Regions from separate parts of the Mus musculus genome. Here all the other regions are linked to region 3. The links are chromatin loops, found by intact Hi-C in ENCODE. Cell type or tissue: left cerebral cortex. All regions are shown on one strand.

Region 1 (2,500 bases), 720 kb after region 3:
CCTCAATCTCACAGAGATTCACCTGGGTGCTGGAATTAAAGATATATACCACCAGCCTGGCCTACATATGTGTATGGATTAATACACATTAATTACACATGTGTATGGATGTTTCGCCTGCATGTATAGCTATGTACCTATGTGCCTAGTGTCATTAGAGGCCAAAGGAAGGTGTGAGATAGAAAGTGATGAGTTGCCATATGGGTGCTGGGAATTAAACTTAGGTCCTCTAGAATGTCAGCAAGTGCTCTTAATCACTGAGCCAACTCTCCAGCCTCTACATTAAATATTCTTGGGCTAGAAAGATGGCTCAGCAGTTAATGGCTAGGCTCACAACCAAAACTAAATATTCTTGGAGGGTGGGAGGAACCAAGATCAATCAATTGAGTTACATTAAAATTTAAAACTTCAGGCTGAAGAGATGGCTCAGCGATTAAGAGCACTGACTGCTCTTCTGAAGGTCCTAGTTCAAATCCCAGCAACCACATGGTGGCTCACAACCATCCGTAATGAGATGTAATGCCCTCTTCTGCTGTGTCTGAAGACAGCTACAGACTATTACACATAATAATAAATAAATCTTTAAAAAAAATTTTTTTAAACTTCTACTGAGGTGTGGTTGTGCACACCTTAATCTCAGCACTTAGAAGGCAGAAGCAGGTAGATCTTTGTAAGTTTGGGGCCAGCCTGGTTTACAAAGGGAGTTTGAGGACAGCCAGAGCTATGTAGAGAAACCATGTCTTAAAATCAACCAAACAAACAAACAAACAAATCTTCTATACATATATGTACAGAGAATGTATAAAGAACTTCAAATCAGGGGGTGGAGAGATGGCTCAGAGGTTTAGAGCACTAGCTGCTCTTCCAGAGGTCTGGAGTTCAATTCCCAGCAACCATATATATGGTGGTTCATTAACCATCCACAATGAGATCTGGTGCCCTCTTCTGGCCTGCAAGCTTACATGTAGATAGACTACTGTATTCATATTAAATAAAGAAAGAAATCTTAAAGAAAAAACCTTCAAATTAGAAATAGACAATCCAATCAACAAACAAGAACTAAAAGCTTGCTCGGCGCTCCCTCATGTACCTGCAGAGAAGCTGCTGCACACTTCTCTGCAGGTGGCTGCAGTCAAGAAGCCATCTCTCCACCTGGAGCTCTACAGCACATAACAACAGTTCCTCATACTGAGGGTGACCATGTGGTTGTACCAACTGTCACCACAACCACTTTTGGCAGCAACTCCTGAGGCTGGTGTCCACTACAATTCCACTCCTTAGAACACTCCAACAGAAACACACACAGCTAGTTCTGCACCTCCCAAATGCAAAAGTATCCTAGGAAGATTAGGACCAGGGTCAGCCTCAGGGGTCCTGACTGCAGAAGGAACAGGCAGGGCCCATCTACACAAGTGCTGCAGGGCAAGTAAAGGTGGATCTCACAAGTCCAGGGAATGGTGAAAAGACAAAACATACAGATTTCCTATAGAAAGTCAAGCATGCGCAAAGGAACCAGTAGTGAAGAGCTGGACCACATTAGAATGGAGGACAGTCACTGATGGCAGGAAGCAGGAGAGTTTTCACAGGAGGCATGGTCCTATCCATACCTTGATCCAAGCTCCCCAAGCATTAACTGGAGAGCTGGCTGAGGCACACACTTGTGGCCTGTGCAGTCCTCATGCATGCTCCAATGTAAGTACACTGACTGAACATACATGCCCATCTGGTCACATTTTTAGCTACCAGAGGACCCTGATTCCAGGAAGTGAATTATCTAGAACAAGTTTACTCTGTGACACTAGACTCGGGTCAGATATGATGTAACTGTGGACACAAGCATGTCCTACATTTGATGAGGCACTGCAGAGCAGCAAGCCAGCACAACCTAGCAACAGGTGAGACAGTTCTCACTGCCTGAAACTCACTACCCACAACACCCACCAGCTCTGCCTCCCCTGTGCCTGTTCTTTCCAAAAACCTCAATGTTGACCAGCCACTGATGCAGAGTTGAGCTGCAACAAACCCAAGTGTAGAGTAGAGCAAGTAGGACTCATGACCTCCTGAAAGCCTCTTGAGTATGAGGCAACGGAATCTGACCTAATTAACCTGCTCATTCCTAAGACTCCAGGAAGAAAAGACAACTCTCTAGTCACCAAACAAAACCCCTCAGCACACAACACTAACACCAAATTACTGTTTCTAAAAAGGACATTCAAACATTTAGTCCCATCTCATAGAACTGACTTTACAGCTGAGAGATGCATCAAGGCACTCATTACTGACTTGCTAACTGATATCTGCAGACACACCACAAGAGCGTAAGTGCAGATTCCTTGAGCACCAAGGAGACGCCCATCATGAACCAGTAAAGTGGGCTGTCAGCAGGAATCTAAGCAACCCCTGCTCCACATGCCTGCCTCTCACCTTGGGCTTTGCTGGCTATACTGCCTTCTCCTTCCTATACCACTTAACTCCAAAAGAGGAGGCTCTAGCATACCAA
Region 2 (2,500 bases), 250 kb after region 3:
GACACCTTCGAAAGCACACACACACACACACACACACACACACACACACACAGAGAGAGAGCTCCTTAAAGATAAATGCATTCCCACCACTGTGGGACCTGGGAGTTTTCAGTTCTGTTCCTCCCCCCTGCCCCAGACACACATACAGCTATAGTGCAGCCTGCAGTGTATTGGGTCCAACACAGACAAGCTTCTCAGGGAGAGGAGAGCCACCTGGCTAAGCGGCTAGGTCATGATGGCTCTCATGGACTCGACTTACTCCCATGCTCTATGAGCCCACATCATCAGTGTGGGGTGACCTCCTCATACCACCCATGGAATGATTTTTGTCCAGTATGGGCATACTGAGATGGAAATCCCCTCATACTTCCTAGGTGGCCAGGGCAAGGACAGTGTCTCCTCAGGTATTTCAGAGCTCTTGAAAAGGCTGAATGTAAGAGCACCTGCGATATGCTTTCTACCATGCCTGTGTTCTAGAGCTTAGTTTGTGTTCTCAGCATACACATGACCCTCTCCACAGTCATCACCCTGCCTGTGACCTCACATGTCTGACTTCTGTGTGTCTGTGTCTTGGTAAACTTTATTTGTTTTTATTTTTTTTAGAAGAGGGTTTCTCTGCGTAGCTCTGACAGTCTCAGAACTCGCTCCGTAGACCAGAATGACCTAGAACTCACAGAGATCCTCCTGCCTCTGCCTCCCAAGTGCTGGGACTAAAGGTATACACCATTATCATCTGGTCTTTTTTTAAAAAATAGATTTATTTATTGTATTTTACATGTATGGATATTTTGCCTGCATGTATGTATATGTGTCATGTGCATGTAGTGCCTATGGAGGCCAGAGATGGTGGTAGTGTTAGGTCTCCTGGAACTGGAGTTATAGATGGTTGTGAGCCACCATGTGGATGCTGGGAATCAAACCTAGGTCCTCTGGAAGAACAACAAATGCTCTTAATTGCTGAGGCATCTAGCCCCATTGGCTAGTCTACTTTTGCTCACTCCAGTGATCTCATTCTCACTCACCGCCTTCCTTTTAGACCAAAGAGTCCAAAGAGTGACATTGTAACACCCTGGTTAGAACTCTGCTGGTGTCCAGGAGCTTTTCAGCCCCTTCCTTCTGCAGTATGACTTTGGAGATTTACCACAAGCGCCCAGCAGGTGGCAGTGCAGTGCTCAGAGGAAGGTTCCTTGTTTCCTCATTCATACCACATTTGTGGTTTGGCAAGTGGCAGATAGGCTGCTGGGTACAGCTGGGGTGAACCCAGCACTCTGAGGGCACCTTATTCTAAATACTCACGTCCAGTCCTCCCCAAGGCTGTCTGAGACAATAGATTTGGGTGACCCCCAAGGAAAAAAAATTTTTTTTGAAGGCAGGGAAGTGGGAAGACAGGGTCTGAGTCAGTGTCGTGTCCTGAATTTGGTTTGCTCCCTACCTGTGTCCTGCTTGGAAGCTGTGTCCGGTGGGCTGTGCAGGGGACAGGGACTGGCTTTTCCCTTTGGTAACATTCAGGTTCCTTGCTTTAGAACTGTCTTCAGGGAGTTTGCAAGGTAGGGCATCATACAGCAGATGCCTCCTGGTGGGCTTCACTCCAGAGCCCGCTCATTTTTACCAACTGCCCCAGCAATGTCAGAGGGTACATCCCGAGTCTACCCTGGACCCCTTTTGTGGGCAAGCCTGCTGTGCCCTCTGGTCCTTCTGGCTTCCCAGGGTTTCCTTCGGACTCGGGGACAGTTGTTTTCTAGATTGTCTTTCTGCCTGCGCTCCTCAGCCGTGTCTTGAGGACACACAGGTCTGTATTTGTCTCCAAGCTGCTCCCACTGTGCTCTTGGCCTTGTGTCCTGTCAGGTGGCCTGTGGTGACCACTTGACTTGACTAGGGCGTCCCTGTGAATACTACTTCTTCCCTGTTGCAGTGAGCTAGTGATCCCCAAGGCTGCCAGTGCATGCACGATTTCACCTGCAGCTGTGGCATTGCGATTTCTTGTCTGTATTGATTTTTGCCTTTGCCCAGTAGAGATTCTCCTCCATTTTTGCCTCTAGCTGGGTATCCATCAGACAGAAAAGCTACTTTTGTTTATCTTTTATTTATAGCAAGGAAGACTCATAGGTTTCTCCTTTCTGGCAGATATTATTGGATAACACCTGGTGTTAGCATCTGTCTGGATCTGTGGGTGCCCCTTTGGAATGGATCTGAACATTGTTTTAGTTGTTTTTCTTATTGCTTGACAAAATGCTGGACAGAATCGGTTTAAGGAAAGAATGTTTTATTTGTCTCACGCTTTGAGGGCGCTCATGGTGTCACGGTGGGGAAGGAAGGCATGGTGGCAGGTGTGTGAGGGAGCTGGTCACACTGCAGTCACTGTGACAGAGAGAGACACAAGCACTGGTGCTCAGCCTATTGCTTCGTTTTGTTCAATTCGGGACCCTATCCCATGGGATGGTGCCATCCTCATTTATACCTCAATGAACCTAATGTAGATACTCCCTCACAGGCATGCCCA
Region 3 (2,500 bases):
CATCTCAGCTCCATACTTTGTTTCTGTAACTCCTTCCATGGGTGTTTTGTTCCCACTTCTAAGGAGGGGCATAGTGTCCACACTTCAGTCTTCATTTTTCTTGAGTTTCATGTGTTTAGGAAATTGTATCTTATATCATGGGTATCCTAGGTTTTGGGCTAGTATCCACTTATCAGTGAGTACATATTGTGTGAGTTCCTTTGTGATTGTGTTACCTCACTCAGGATGAGATTTTTTTTTTTTTTTTTTTTTTTTTTTTTAATTTGTCAAAAGTTAAAGAGCTGAATTTTTGATAGAAGACTATCAGCTGATAGGTAATAGTTTAATGAGTTTGAAAGAATGCTGAAATCAAGTCAACTCTTCCTACCAAGAAGTATGCTATGTCCCGAGTGTCCTCAATGAATGCTAGGTTATCAGGGTTGAAGGTTGTTTGGAAACATTGCATTTACCAGTCTCAAAATAACACTCTGCTCATTTTACTTATTAATCAGGAGAAAGATGGGGGCAAAAGAGATGGCTCAGGGGTTAAGAGCACTGACTTATCTCGATGAAGATCCAGGCTTGATTCCTAGTACCATGTGCCAACTCATAGCTCCAGTTCCAGGGGTGACCATGTATGTATGTATGTACATATGCATGTATGCATGTCAAAAGCGCTAGATGCCTTGGAAGTGTAAATACTGATGGTTGAAGAACCATGTGGGTGCTGGGGCTTGAACCCTGTTATCTGAAGAGAAGCCACTACTCTTTACTGCTGAGCCATCTTTCCAGTCCCGACCGTATATTCTGTACAACCTATTATTCTATCCAAATGTGTACCCTGACTGGATCCCGGGGCCTGGGGAAAAAAAGAGCAATAAAGGACATTGTTGGGCAGCTGAGGCACCAGCATATGGACAGTAGCTAACAGTGTTGAAGTCACTTCCGTTACCAGTTTGATTCATTGTGGCTGCAGAAGAGACTCTCGCCAGGAGAGGGCGACTGTAACTAACGAATGTCAGGTGGCAGGAAGGAACAAGATGAAAAGAGTGAAACTTCACAGCTGCTTTGTTAAGGCTCCCCAATACCCTTAGGGGCACGGAGGTATGACTGAGTCCTGCCCACCAAGGGACCCGTTTGGCTGTCCTGCTGGGACCTCAACTGCATTCACAGTCTGCTAGCTGCTTCTTCCTTGCTGATCTGGTCTGGTCTTGTCTCTCGGTCTCCGCAGTATATGTTGTTCCGTGCACAAGATGCTCTCCTTCAGGTAGGAGCTATGCAGCAGAGTAAAATGAGGCACGGTAGGGGCAGGCTCAGAGCCTGCGCCGCAGAATCCACACTTGCATCCTTCCTCCCACCAAGCGGAGTCAGACCGCCGACCCCAGGGGCGTGGGCGGGGCGTGGGTGGGGCGGGGCCCGTCCTGCTGTCAATCTCAAGACTGCCGCCGCCGACTGGCGGGCCTGGTGGGCTCTGAGTCAGCTCACTGCCTTCACCAATCACAGGACGCAGCTCGCGAAATCCACTTCCGATTGGTCGTCTGTGACCTCACATCATCTGGGGCGGAGCTTCAGGCAGGCACTTAGAACACTGCTGGAGAGCGTGGATCAGCCGCCTGGATTCCGCACTCAGGTGAGAATTCGTGTGCACGGACCAGGCCAGAGTGCAGGAGAAGGACGGTGCGCACAGATGTGTGTGTGAGTGGGGGCGGGGGGGGGGAAGCGTCGAGAGTGCAGAAGAGTGGACCGTATGTATAAAAGAAGAGAGTGAGTATTCAGGAAGGAGGCAGTTTGTGCAATTGCGGGGGCGGCAGGAGATGTGTATGTAGATGAGGGTATGTGTGTTTGCACAGGTTTTAGGTAGATTGTCGAACAGATGTGCAGATTTAGAGGCGTGTGCACAGGAGAGAGATCTATGTGTTCTGGTTTGGGGAGATGTGTGCTGAGGGAGGGGGCCTGAAGGCCGAGTAGGAGGGGGGATGCTTTGCCCAGATGGTCAGGTGCACCTGTGATGAGGTATGGAGGTGGAGGCAACCATCTCCTGTGAGATGAGGATCCAGCTCCCTGGGGTACCTTCGAATGCTAGAATGTAGAGGGGCAAGTATAAACTCACCCCTTGACCCATTCTCCTATCCCAGAGCATATACAACCTGGAGAATCTCTTAATTGGATTTGAATGATTCTATTATTCTCTCAGGAGATAGATGGATTGCCCACTGGCATAAGGATCACAGGACGATCTAGGCATACCTGGCCTCCCCAGGTTGTGGAGAGTCCCCTGTGCCCTTAAAGATCGAGATGGTTTTCAAAGGAAGAATTCAAACAAATGAACATCTTTAATTTTTGAGCTACTTTGATAGAATCTTTTTGAAATTGCTCTTTAAAACAAACAAAAACAAAGTAGTTGATGGGTATAGAGAGGGCCTGCATGCTGCATGCCAGAAAGAGGTACACCTAGTAGTGTATGGTAAAGCCCTGCTACCAAAGAATTTGGTAAAAACAAAACAAAACAAAAACAACAACA

The links. Peaks named below come from ENCODE experiments on the same cell type or tissue, not always from the same donor. Only the 100,000 strongest peaks of a DNase experiment are listed, where the experiment ranks them.
Region 1: it touches region 3 in a loop (2.7-fold over the local background); 4 of 42 quality-filtered maps call a loop at or near these places.
Region 2: it touches region 3 in a loop (9-fold over the local background); 13 of 42 quality-filtered maps call a loop at or near these places.

Annotation. Positions count from the first base shown.
Region 1 is chr7:144,549,163-144,551,662 of GRCm38, forward strand. The region is part of intron 2 of Ppfia1 (protein tyrosine phosphatase, receptor type, f polypeptide (PTPRF), interacting protein (liprin), alpha 1); the gene reads right to left. Among named protein-coding and RNA genes, the nearest start is that of Ppfia1, 3.3 kb to the right of the region's middle. In left cerebral cortex, a CTCF peak has its summit at 974 (motif pointing left); no DNase peak of the experiment used is centred here.
Region 2 is chr7:144,073,728-144,076,227 of GRCm38, forward strand. It overlaps a transcript of Shank2 not described here. Among named protein-coding and RNA genes, the nearest start is that of Mir3105, 66 kb to the left of the region's middle. In left cerebral cortex, a CTCF peak has its summit at 1,148 (motif pointing right); a DNase peak (open chromatin) is centred at 1,163.
Region 3 is chr7:143,828,657-143,831,156 of GRCm38, forward strand. Dhcr7 (7-dehydrocholesterol reductase) reads left to right here. Exons shown (of 9, transcript NM_007856.2): 2 at 1,483-1,609. Among named protein-coding and RNA genes, the nearest start is that of Dhcr7, 6.7 kb to the left of the region's middle. In left cerebral cortex, CTCF peaks have their summits at 970 (motif pointing right) and 1,180; DNase peaks (open chromatin) are centred at 973 and 1,486; H3K4me3 peaks cover 1,576 bases; H3K27ac peaks cover 1,481 bases.